2 separate regions of the Homo sapiens genome follow, and region 2 is linked to region 1. The links are chromatin loops, found by intact Hi-C in ENCODE. Cell type or tissue: gastrocnemius medialis. All regions are shown on one strand. Links, peaks and the distances in the headings refer to the core of each region. The heading gives the core; the rest is flanking DNA. Region 1 overlaps GPRIN3 (GPRIN family member 3). Region 2 has its middle 110 kb from the start of GPRIN3.

Region 1 (5,393 bases), core at 1-5,000:
TTTGTAAACAGTTAAATGAAGCAGAGGCCTGAGAGAGTTGTTGGCATTTGTCTCACATTAAATACATTAAAATTGCTAGATTTGCTATTGTGGTTATGTCTATCAAAACTTTAAGAAAATTTGTTTAATGTACTGAGTTTAACTGATTTTCTTTGGTGCTGGGACCAAATTCTTCACTTCTACAACACTCAAGAGATTGTCACAAAATATTACAAAAATATTGTTTGTTTTGTGGCTCATTAAACCCTATATAACTAACAGCTTTTAAGGACATTAACAGAAATATATCTTCAGATGGATAAATAAGATAGGGACCTATTCAAGACAGCAGCATTTTTGTATTGTGATACCTCCCCTAAGTTACTCTCACAATAAAACCTTATTTGAGAATTTTCCTTCACTTCAATCTGTGACATAGCATTAGGCATTTAGTATACCTTATTTGTGAAACCTAAGGTTCATTCAACAGATGAAGCTGCAAAACAGTTTTCTTGGTAGACTCTTGGAACTTGCTCAGTTTTTTCCTTACTTTACCTGCATGACACACATTGGGTTGAAAGTTGTTTGGTTTTACCCTTCATTTCTCTTAGATATGATTTGGTTCTTTTTCATGCATTATATTTTTGAAATATATGGAGGAAATATTTTATTGAATCAAGAAATAGAAAATATTCCTTAAACCAGTAGTAAAAAGGTGAGTTAGAACTCCATGTCTGGAAGACAATTCAACATTTAAAATATTAAGATGCTATACCACTTAACAAGTGAATACTAAAATTTTTAATTTAAAGATTGATTGTTCTGTTTTTATGACCATGAGAAAAATGTGACAGCTTCAGCTGTCATATGTTTATCTTGAATGCTTTTCTAATTATGTATTTCTGGATTATTGACTTTGAATGCCACAGACCAACTACTTTACATAGAGTAAAATATTGATTAACCTTTGTGCTTTGGGTCACTGGCAAAAGTTGAACATCCTGATAAGTCAATGTTAACCAGAAACCTTTTTGTTCACGTCTGAAATTGAATATTTATAAAATGTGTTAGTATGTTTCCTGCCTTGATAAGTTCACCTATATTGAATGTAATTTGATCTTTGATAATTTTTTTTAATCTTGAGAATTCTCTGATACTGTTTTGAATACCAGTGTTCACCATGTTATAAAGTTAAACATAAAAATTGAAATAAATTGAACTAAATATGCATGTGTAACATATACCTTAGAGGTTGGATTTCAGAACCAAATTCATAATAGGAGCTTGCTGTCTTAAAGTAGAAAGCAGAAGAGGAAAATAGCATTTGTTTGTATTCTAGCATATTGAGGTTTCACTGTTCCTAGCTTATACTAATGTTTTTCCTCTCATTTCTGGGAATGCCTGTCATTCTGAGAATCCCTATATATAGCATACCAAGAACAGAGTATGATGTTACTTTAAAATGTGTTTACAGAGGATATATGCAAGTGTGCTGTTAATATAAATTGTTTGTCCTTTTCTGCATCCACTTTGTTACTGTTTTGCTGCCAAAATGTGTGAAATGTGTGTCTTCTCTTCCTCCTACATATTGTGCCAAGTGTTTAAAATTTTGTCTACTCCTAGTAACACATAATTAACCACATCCCTTGTCTACTTTTATGAATCAGTATAAAGAAAAACAATACATTAGGATAAGGTTTGCATATATGTATATGTGTTTTTATTGAAAACTGGGCACTTGTAGCCTTGTGTAGACCTCTACCTGCCTGATTTACTAATTATCTGTAATGCTGCCATGGAGATGATGCTGTTTACTCTCTCCTGCTTTGTTCTAAGTGGTGTTTGAGAAGTGAGGCCTGTGAATTTCCCTTTGTGGTAGAACAGTGAACTCAGCAGTATCTTGCATAAGTGAGCCGACTACCTTATTCCCACTCTGTTTTTGTGTACATGGTGAAATCAGAAGTCAAACATCCCCTTTAGTGTTTGTTATTTTACATATGTATCTGAGCATTTTGTTTTCTGTTAGCAATGCTTCCTGATGTTGTGCGTGGCCCTTTTTGGTTGATTCTCTCCAAATTCGGGTCAGCTGCTGCCACCTGGCAAATAACAGAGGATATGCTGAATCTCCTGTCCATCCTTGTAACGATATCCTTCTTAATGAAATTCTTCAACTGGCTGAGCAATTACAAATGTCATCTGTCCAGACACATGGGCTTAAGGATGTCTACAAAATTTTAGACATTTTTGCAAATGGGAAAAAAAATAGTCTTGTAAATACTGAAACAGATTTCCATGAACTTTATCCTACTCTTGGAAAGAAAACAATTCTCCTTGGCTGCAGAAATCAAATAAGCTGGGTTTGCAATGACCAAGGACATAAATGAAGATGGATTGAAGTGGAAAAATTCTGTCTCCCAAGTGATCAGTGACATCTGCCAGAGGTCATTACAGCTACTTTTAACTGTGAACAGTCACCAGCTAAACTACTCACTTGCCACAACAAAATAACCTCTCTCAAAATAAATCCAGTGCATCTGTATATATGTGTAGATAGCAGCAACAAACAATCCTGAAACATTATTTTTGGCTGTTAGGTAAGTAAACGTGATGATAATTATAAACAACATTCAAATAACCTTGGACCTTGGTGAAATGACTTGTGGTGGCCAGAATGGTGCAACAAGATGTTATTTGCAAGTTTTTTTAAGACACAAATATCTCAGATACTAATAATGAGAATAAAGACTGTTGAATATGAAATTAAAGCCAAGCAATAATGTGCCAAAAAGAGGCAGTTATACCAGCAAATGCATCTATTATGGGCACACCATTATATAATGATGGTTTGCTTTATGAAGACTGACTGTAACCCACAGGATAAAATAAGCAAAGGCATAGTTTCTGCTTTCTTCCTGGAAAAACTTGTTTAGAAGCTTCATAAAGAGGTACAGCACTAATGAGCATTAGTCAGGATACAGTTGGCATCTATGTTTTTATGTGAGCCCAGAGGGAAGAGGAGCCACTCAAAGTCTTGCTGGCTTAAAACTCAAGACAGCTGCAACCAGAAGTTTTGTTGAAATGGAGACTTTAAACTTATGGTAATTACTCTTTCTGGACACTAGCATGTAGAAAGCAATTCAGTTAACTCTGCCCAGAGGATTACCAGCTTTAGCTGTGAAAAAATGGGCTCCCGGATGTAAAATCACTAAAACATGAGATCTTGTATCCAAAGAGGCTTCAAATGATGCCTTACAGAAAACGATGCTCCAGATGGGCACTTCTAAATGCTAACTCTTCATCAAGTATCTTTCTGGATTCAAGCTCAAAATTAATTGGCTGCAAAATAGTAGGAATAAAAATCACATATTTTACACTTTAGAAAAGGATATTGATGATCAACCTGCATGGTGATAATTATGATGAGATACCCCAGTGATTTAATGATGTTAGAAAGAATTAAATGGGAGAGAATTGCTAACAGCTTTCTTGATCTCTTAACTATGGAGATGTCATTCATTTATTTCTGGGGTGAAAATTATAGCTTGCTTTTTGACATTGCTGCTAGTATTGTTCTTTGTTGCTTTAAAAATTGTCTCTCTTTAGAAAAACTCTTGAGCAGTTAAACAGTTTTTTTTCTGATTCATATCATTGCTTTTAATAACATGTAAAGGCTGTGTGTAGAGCAAACTATATAAAATGAGTAGAAAGGGCTTACTCATGTTAATTGGCATCCTTGATGATTTTAGTTGAGATTCCTTAACATTTATTTTAGATCACATCTTTACGTAACTTATTTTTCCTAATGTTTTCCATCGTGTCTTAAAATGATGCTGGTATATCAGGAGATTGCAGTATTATAGTCATACTCCCCAATCCCTAGAGGAGAGGAAAGACTAATTCTTGTTTTAAGGGCCCCTGGAGATACCTTTTATTAAGGTTGAAAAAGGTCAACACAGCCTGAAAATAAGAAAAATATATACTAGCAATTACTAATTTTCTAAATGTGTGTATCTCTGCTGTACTAATGTGTGAACAATATGTCGTGCATAATACTGTAGCTGGTCGTGGTATGTCAATACATTCTGTGAGTGTGTACAGTCTGAGTGATCAGTTTTCTATTTTTATGTGTAAAAAAAATAACTTGTCGTATCCCATTTAAAGGCCAATTTCTGTATTCAGGCAGGCATATGTACATACATGAATAAAGCCAACAAAAGTGTGCACATGTATTCAGTAACAGAATTTGTCCTTTTATTTTTGAAGGTCAGAAAGGGCTGTTTGATTTGTGTTTTTTTTTTATCATCTCCTTGAGTAGGTAACATAATTATCACAAAGGCTGAATATAGTAATCAGTACATTGGCATATTATTAAATATGCCAGGGCTAAGTAACCATGCCATTAGTCACAGGTAAGGTCAGTTCTTTGACCACTGGGATAATTTACATTCCTCACACATCCTCTCCGTGTTAAGTGTGTGACTAGGATGTACATACTATGGGTGTGATTGTGTACATACCTTGTATGAATTATCTAAATCCTCAAAGCAGTTGCAGGAAAGAAGGAAGATGAAACAGTTGTTCAAAAGCCTCAAAAGGGCTAATCAATATATATTTTTCATTTTCTACACATAAAAATGTAAATAGCTTATCCACATATATAGGCACACATAATACATTTTATTTATACTAGTATATTCAGATAAATCACAAATTAAAACCACTAATTGAAAGTTGCATATTTCCATGACTGCTCTGTTTTACAAATATTATTATTGAATGAGATGCCCCCCCAATTAATGGTGTTACTCCCTGGTAGCAGATTTTGTGCTTAGAAAACTCCAGCAACTGAAGCACAGACTGGTAACTGAGTAGCTACAGGGAATTAATGCTTCTCTTTAAGCACCTAATTTCATATCTGGAAATGGCAAACAGGGATGAAAATCGATTATGTTTTGGAGACTCCTTTTGGACATGTATCAGTGTGTTGATTTGCACAAACCAATAAAAGCCCTACATTTTTTGGAAATGGATCCCTAGATTTCAAGCATGTATAATCACTCAAAGTGGATATGATCACAGGCATTCTTCTCTTGAGCTCAGCAAAACTATGCCTACCAACACCGAAGAGAAGTCAAAGATTTAAATGAAAAAAAATTGCAGATGATGTTGGTGAGATAATAGGATATGAGCAATGAACCCTTGGGTGGGGTTCCAGGGCACTTAAATTGCCTCGTGTCTTGAGTTCCTTAAGATGGACTCAAACAAAAAATTAGTATTATCAATAACAGGTAATACTGTGTGGATTCTAACAACATTAGAATCATTAGCTGGCAAGTGTCAACTCTGAACAAGATTTGTCAGCTTATCATAATTCCAACCAGTTAATTGATATTGTTCGAATTTATCTCATTTTT
Region 2 (5,393 bases), core at 135-5,134, 170 kb before region 1:
TTATTTCTGAATTCGACAAATGTGTCCAGCCAGTAATAGGCAACTCTGGACAATCACAGGCCTGACCCTGCAGGTTTGTAATATGTAGGAGCAGAGAAATCAGACTTTCTGCAGGAAAGCTGGATCTAAAAGTGAAAGGGAAGAGAAAGACAAAGGGGCACGCACCTTGAGGGGACAATATAAGACTGAAACGATGCATGGAATCAGAACATACTGAATAACATGTGTCCACCCTTCCTCCTTTCATCTTTCAGGAATGCTGGATTTCAAGGACAAGATTTTGTTGTGTTAAGCTGGATAGTGGATGGAAATACAAATAGGAGAACAAAGAGAGATTAAATTATTTTCTGCAAGGAAAATACTGGAAAGAATTTCTGGGAGTGCCACAAAAGAGCTAGAGCAGCCAAAAGAGGGGGAAAAAGTAGAGGGCTAAAGGGAACAGTGATAGAGACAAAAAGAAATGGTGAAGGGGTAACAGTGGCCACCTGGAGAAAAGAGAAATATATTTAAAGATGATCTTTAGGAAAATGTTCTGAGTTAAGTGTGAAGTGTACATATTTCTGTATCTCTGTGACACCTTCCACAAAATCTAAAATCCACATTATTATCCACAATGTCTTTGGAGAACATTTCCTTTTTTTTCCTTTTTCTCGGAGTCTCTTTCAGTGTGTGCGTGTGTGTGTGTGTGCGTGTGTTTTAGACACAGCAAGACCAGTGCTGAGTAACAGTGCCCTGCCCCAAGGAGACCCTGTTCAGGCGGAGGGATACAGATGTAAGATTTGGATGGTGAAACGGCAGGAGGTCAAAGGTGATATTCTTTCTACCTTTCTGCATTGGAAGAAAATAAACATCAGTGGAGACAGATGTTCCAAGCTGTAGTTAAGGGTGTAGGGGCAAAGCTATTGTTATGTAGAGATATTGAGTCACAGTAGAAGGAAAGTGAATCCTAAAAGCCTCTAACTTCATGTAAAAGGATTTAGATCATCTCTTAGAAGTTCACAGTATGATCAGGGGATTTTGAAAAGTCTGGAACAACTAACTTCTAAATTATTAGCAATTCAAAAAGAAGTCATCAGGGACTGAATTTTTAAAAGGCTTGCTGAGTAACAGTGAATATTCATCTGAAATTAGTGCAGAGTGATTTAGTGTCACTGTAGCTAAGATATCCCTCATTAGCACTAGCAACTCTAAAAAAAGAACTGAGAGAGTGATAACTTAAGATTAGCTGCAGGAAGGGATGGCAAAAAGGCTGGGGTATGGGTGAGTGCTATGGTCTGAATGTTTGTGGTCTCACAAAATTCCTGTTAAAACTTCATCCCCAGTGCAATAGTATTAAGAGGTAGGATCGTTGGGTGGTGATGAGGTCATGAGATGGAGCCCTTATGAACGAGATTAGTGCCCTTATAAAAGAGCCCAAGGGAGCTTCTTTACCCTTCCACCATGTGAGGACATAGCTAGAAGGGACCATCTATAAGGAGCAGGCCCTCGCCAGCCACTGAATCTGCTGGCATCTTGATTTTGGATTTCACAGCCTCCAGAAGTATGAGAAATAAATTTCTGTTGTTTATAAGTTACCCAGCATATGGTATTTTGTTATTAGCAGGCTGAACAGATTAAGAAGGCCTGCTCTACACTGGGGAGAAATGCACTGGAAAGGTTGTTCATTGGGTTTCTGCAGCATATCTGTTCACAATGAGAAGAAAGAGGATCTTATGAAGAGAACTTGCACCATTTCTTGTGACTTGTATTTATTACATATCAATAAACAGAATGCTTGGGGAAAATCAGTCAGGTACAAGTTTGGCTATCCTTAACTAAATTCTGAGCCCTATTTTTCCCTAAATCAATTGACTATTAAATGTCAGGCATATAGTTCTGTATCAACTTAGGAGATGGAGAGGGATGGGAGGTTGAAAATAGGAGCTAATTCTGAAACGGATTCCTCTGCTTCTGTTCCAGAGTAATTGTTGAATCTTCTTTCTGCTACTTTACAATAGACGTATTGATTAATACATCTTTTAATTTATTTAAAGTCGCATTGTTTAAATCTTGAGAAACATCTTGAAATGAAAAAAAATTCTGCTTATTCATTGCTATTGTTTAGCGTTCCAATTATCTATTGCTGTGTAGAAAACCACCATAAAGCTTAGTGGCTTAAAGTAAAAAGACTTATTTTATTCCCAAATCTGCAGTTTAAGCAGGATTAGGTAGTGATATCTTGGCCTCAACTAGAATGGCTCAAATGCAAGGATCTGGAAACATCAGATGATTTGCTCACTTCCATGTTTGACAGTCAGTATTAGCTGTTAGCCAGGACAATAGCTGGCTTGTCAACCAGAACATATACATGTGGGCCCTCCATGTGGCCTCTGCTTCCTCACAACATGGTGGCTGAATTCTAAGGGCAAGCTTCCCAAGAGTGAGAGAACCACGCAGACGCTGTACGACTTTTTCTGCCTGAACCTCACAAGCATTACTTTCACTGCATTTTATTCACAGGGGTGGTCAAAAAGGTCCACCCAAGGTCAAGAGAGAAGAGTAGAGAAACAGACACACTGTGTCACTCATACACATTCTTTTAATCTACGTGGTCACAAGGCCTTCCTAGTGTCAATGGGAAAGGAAATAGACTCTTCTTCTTGACAGAGGAATGGTAAAGTTCTAGAACACTTTGTCCTGGGAATATTGCTTTGGCCATTTTTGGAAAATACAGTTTGCCACATTTAGCAATCTGCTTTTCAAAAATAGTAAAGTATGAAAAGTAAGATCCAATTTCACTTAATTACAGAGGAAAGAAAATCTAAAAACTTTCTCAAATGGAAGCAGAGAAACGAGTATTATTACCTTTCTTCTGCAAACCACAAATTTCCTGAAGTTTTGCATCAATGGGAATTTTATTCTAGCAGTCAAATGTAGAGTTTGACCCTAGAATTTTATAAGCGCATCTCAGAGCACAATCTGAGGATATAAGTAAAATGTTCTTCTGTTTGAAGCCTATTTTAGAAATAAGAAAGAGATGAATCACTAAATAGCTTATGGTAATGTTTTTATTGATTCATGACTCACCACACGCTCCTACCATTCAGGCAAAAAATAATGTCTTCCTTGTAGGTGATTTGCTCTATTAGACCTCATGGGGAAAAAGAGTTCTTTGCTTTATATCTTACTCTGACAAGCAATGGTTTTTGTCCTGCTTTTGAAAAGTAACTAAGATGCTAACTTGGGAAAGTGCATTAACTTTTCAAGCTCTACCAATTCCATTTATGAAATTATATCTACTCATGCATTATCTTAAAGAGTTAATGCTCTTTATAATTATAAGGAAGTTACTGAGAAAACCTAGGCCTCCCAGTATACACGGGGTGCCATGAGAGACACCATAGATCCATTCTGGGAAGTTATGCTCAGGATTAGAAAGATGGGCCAGAAAACCTCTGAAGTGCCTAAGCATCTTTGCCCAGTATCAAAACCAGAGGATGACTACCTACATCTCAAAATGTCGTACTTTTATTCATACTATTTCCTCTCCACTGAGAGAAACCTACTCCCAGCTCAACCATCATCACTTTCAGGAATCCACTGAAAGCCTCTCCCTCCTTCTCCAAAATTATAATCACTGTAACTTTATCAGAATAATACCAACATCAGATTTAATTACTCATGTATCAAGCCAGCATAGTATTTTATATGCTGTCCCATTTTTTGTTTTGTTTTTCTTAGCACTTAGGCAACATATAGAATTAGCCTTTATTTTTCTCTCCCACTGCATATGTCTCTCTGGCACCCAAAATAAGGCTGGCCAGAAAGAACTGGGCTTTCCAATACTGGCCTCATGAAAGACTCATGTAGGGCACTCTTTAAAAATACCAATTCTAGAACTCACCCCAGACAAATGACCATTGATTAGGAAGAGAATCATTCTACATTAGCCGTTCTTGGAAATCAGACTTGCCCATGTCTGTTCACATAGAAATGTGCAAGAAAGATTATTACTAAAGCTTATGTGTGCTACTCTCAAACAAATGCTGGCAAGACTTAGGAGCACTCCTTCAGGGAATGTACTACTCCTAGCCCAAAATCAGTTGTGCGATAACAAGTGAATGCATAATACATCACACAGCAAGAATATAATATCATAGATAAATTAATATTTTTATATTTTAAGCACTCCATTTCAGACTTTCACATTTATTATAGAGAGTTCAAGCATTTTTCAATATTATTAATGATACATTTTTGACACAAGCATTTCAAATACTGGTCCTTCAAGCTTCCAAACCAATGTAATTGGAGGTATCTAATGTTTCAAAGTTACCTAATTTTTGTAAAGCAATGATCATTTACCCCTTTGTAACTACTTATTTTTAAGAATCCTGTATATGCAAGTTAAAATATATTCAATAAATTATATGTTAATACGGATAAAGTTCAGTAATTCTCATCTATAATCATAGAATTTATTAGCAAATTTGTCTGTAGTAAATCAGCTACATTGATTTTAGTAATTGAGTTTATATAAGTAAATACATGTTTGAATTTCCATATTACATTTATTAACAAAATACAACTTATTCATTTAATATATAAGTATTTCAGATAAGTCTTCTTAGAGGGTTAGAAGATTAAAATGCTTGAAAAAAACTTGAACATCCACTAATTTAAGAAACTGGAGTCAAATGTCTCAAATGTCTTTTGTCCTTTCCATCTTTATTACTAAAATTTTCTTCTGTTTAATATTATCTCTCATGTAAACCATTTTATTATGATTATATCATTTATAAGTATAATTATAATCCTTTAAGCACTCACTCAGTCTTCAGCATGACCACCACAATTTCTGCTTCTACTGCCACTAGAGTAATCTTTCTAAAACCTTAATGTAAGTATGTCACTACACTGATTAAAGCCTTTCAGTGTTTCTCGATTGCCTACAGGCAAAATCTGAACTCATTCATATGGCATTCAAGACCCTTCAAATTCCCTTTCTAGATTTTCCTCCCAGCATCTATCACAAATCCCATTGACCTTAGCCTCATAGGCCTCCCCCACTCACATTACTGTGATTGGCACTCAAGTGCTTTTATTCCTCCTCTTTCTTCCTTAGATCTACCTGGAGAATGCAAACTTACTTTTTGAAACCCTGTGGAAGTGCTACTTTCTCTGTGAAGCTTTCCTTGATCTTTCCTGAAACCATTTCATTTACACATCCATTTCCATGAACTCCTTAGGAACTGAGTCTAGACCATATTTAACTCAAGCTAGTACGGTAGCACCAAAAATTATACAAAGCTTAGTATACAGTGGGTGCTCAGTATTGGTTAAAGCAGTCAACATCATGATTCTCTAGTGTCTCTACAACCAGTCCTTATGATGAGGGATATTTAAAAATCAAT

What was found. A loop is a pair of places that touch in the nucleus more often than their neighbours do. Peaks named below come from ENCODE experiments on the same cell type or tissue, not always from the same donor. Only the 100,000 strongest peaks of a DNase experiment are listed, where the experiment ranks them.
Region 2: it touches region 1 in a loop (14-fold over the local background); 2 of 110 quality-filtered maps call a loop at or near these places.

What each region holds. Positions count from the first base shown.
Region 1 is chr4:89,240,091-89,245,483 of GRCh38, reverse strand. GPRIN3 (GPRIN family member 3) reads left to right here. Exons shown (of 2, transcript NM_198281.3): 2 at 1-5,393. Among named protein-coding and RNA genes, the nearest start is that of GPRIN3, 65 kb to the left of the region's middle. In gastrocnemius medialis, for the core only: no CTCF peak of the experiment used is centred there; no DNase peak of the experiment used is centred there.
Region 2 is chr4:89,414,840-89,420,232 of GRCh38, reverse strand. No RefSeq gene overlaps it. Among named protein-coding and RNA genes, the nearest start is that of GPRIN3, 110 kb to the right of the region's middle. RefSeq lists enhancers at 219-743, 744-1,269. In gastrocnemius medialis, for the core only: no CTCF peak of the experiment used is centred there; no DNase peak of the experiment used is centred there; H3K27ac peaks cover 754 bases.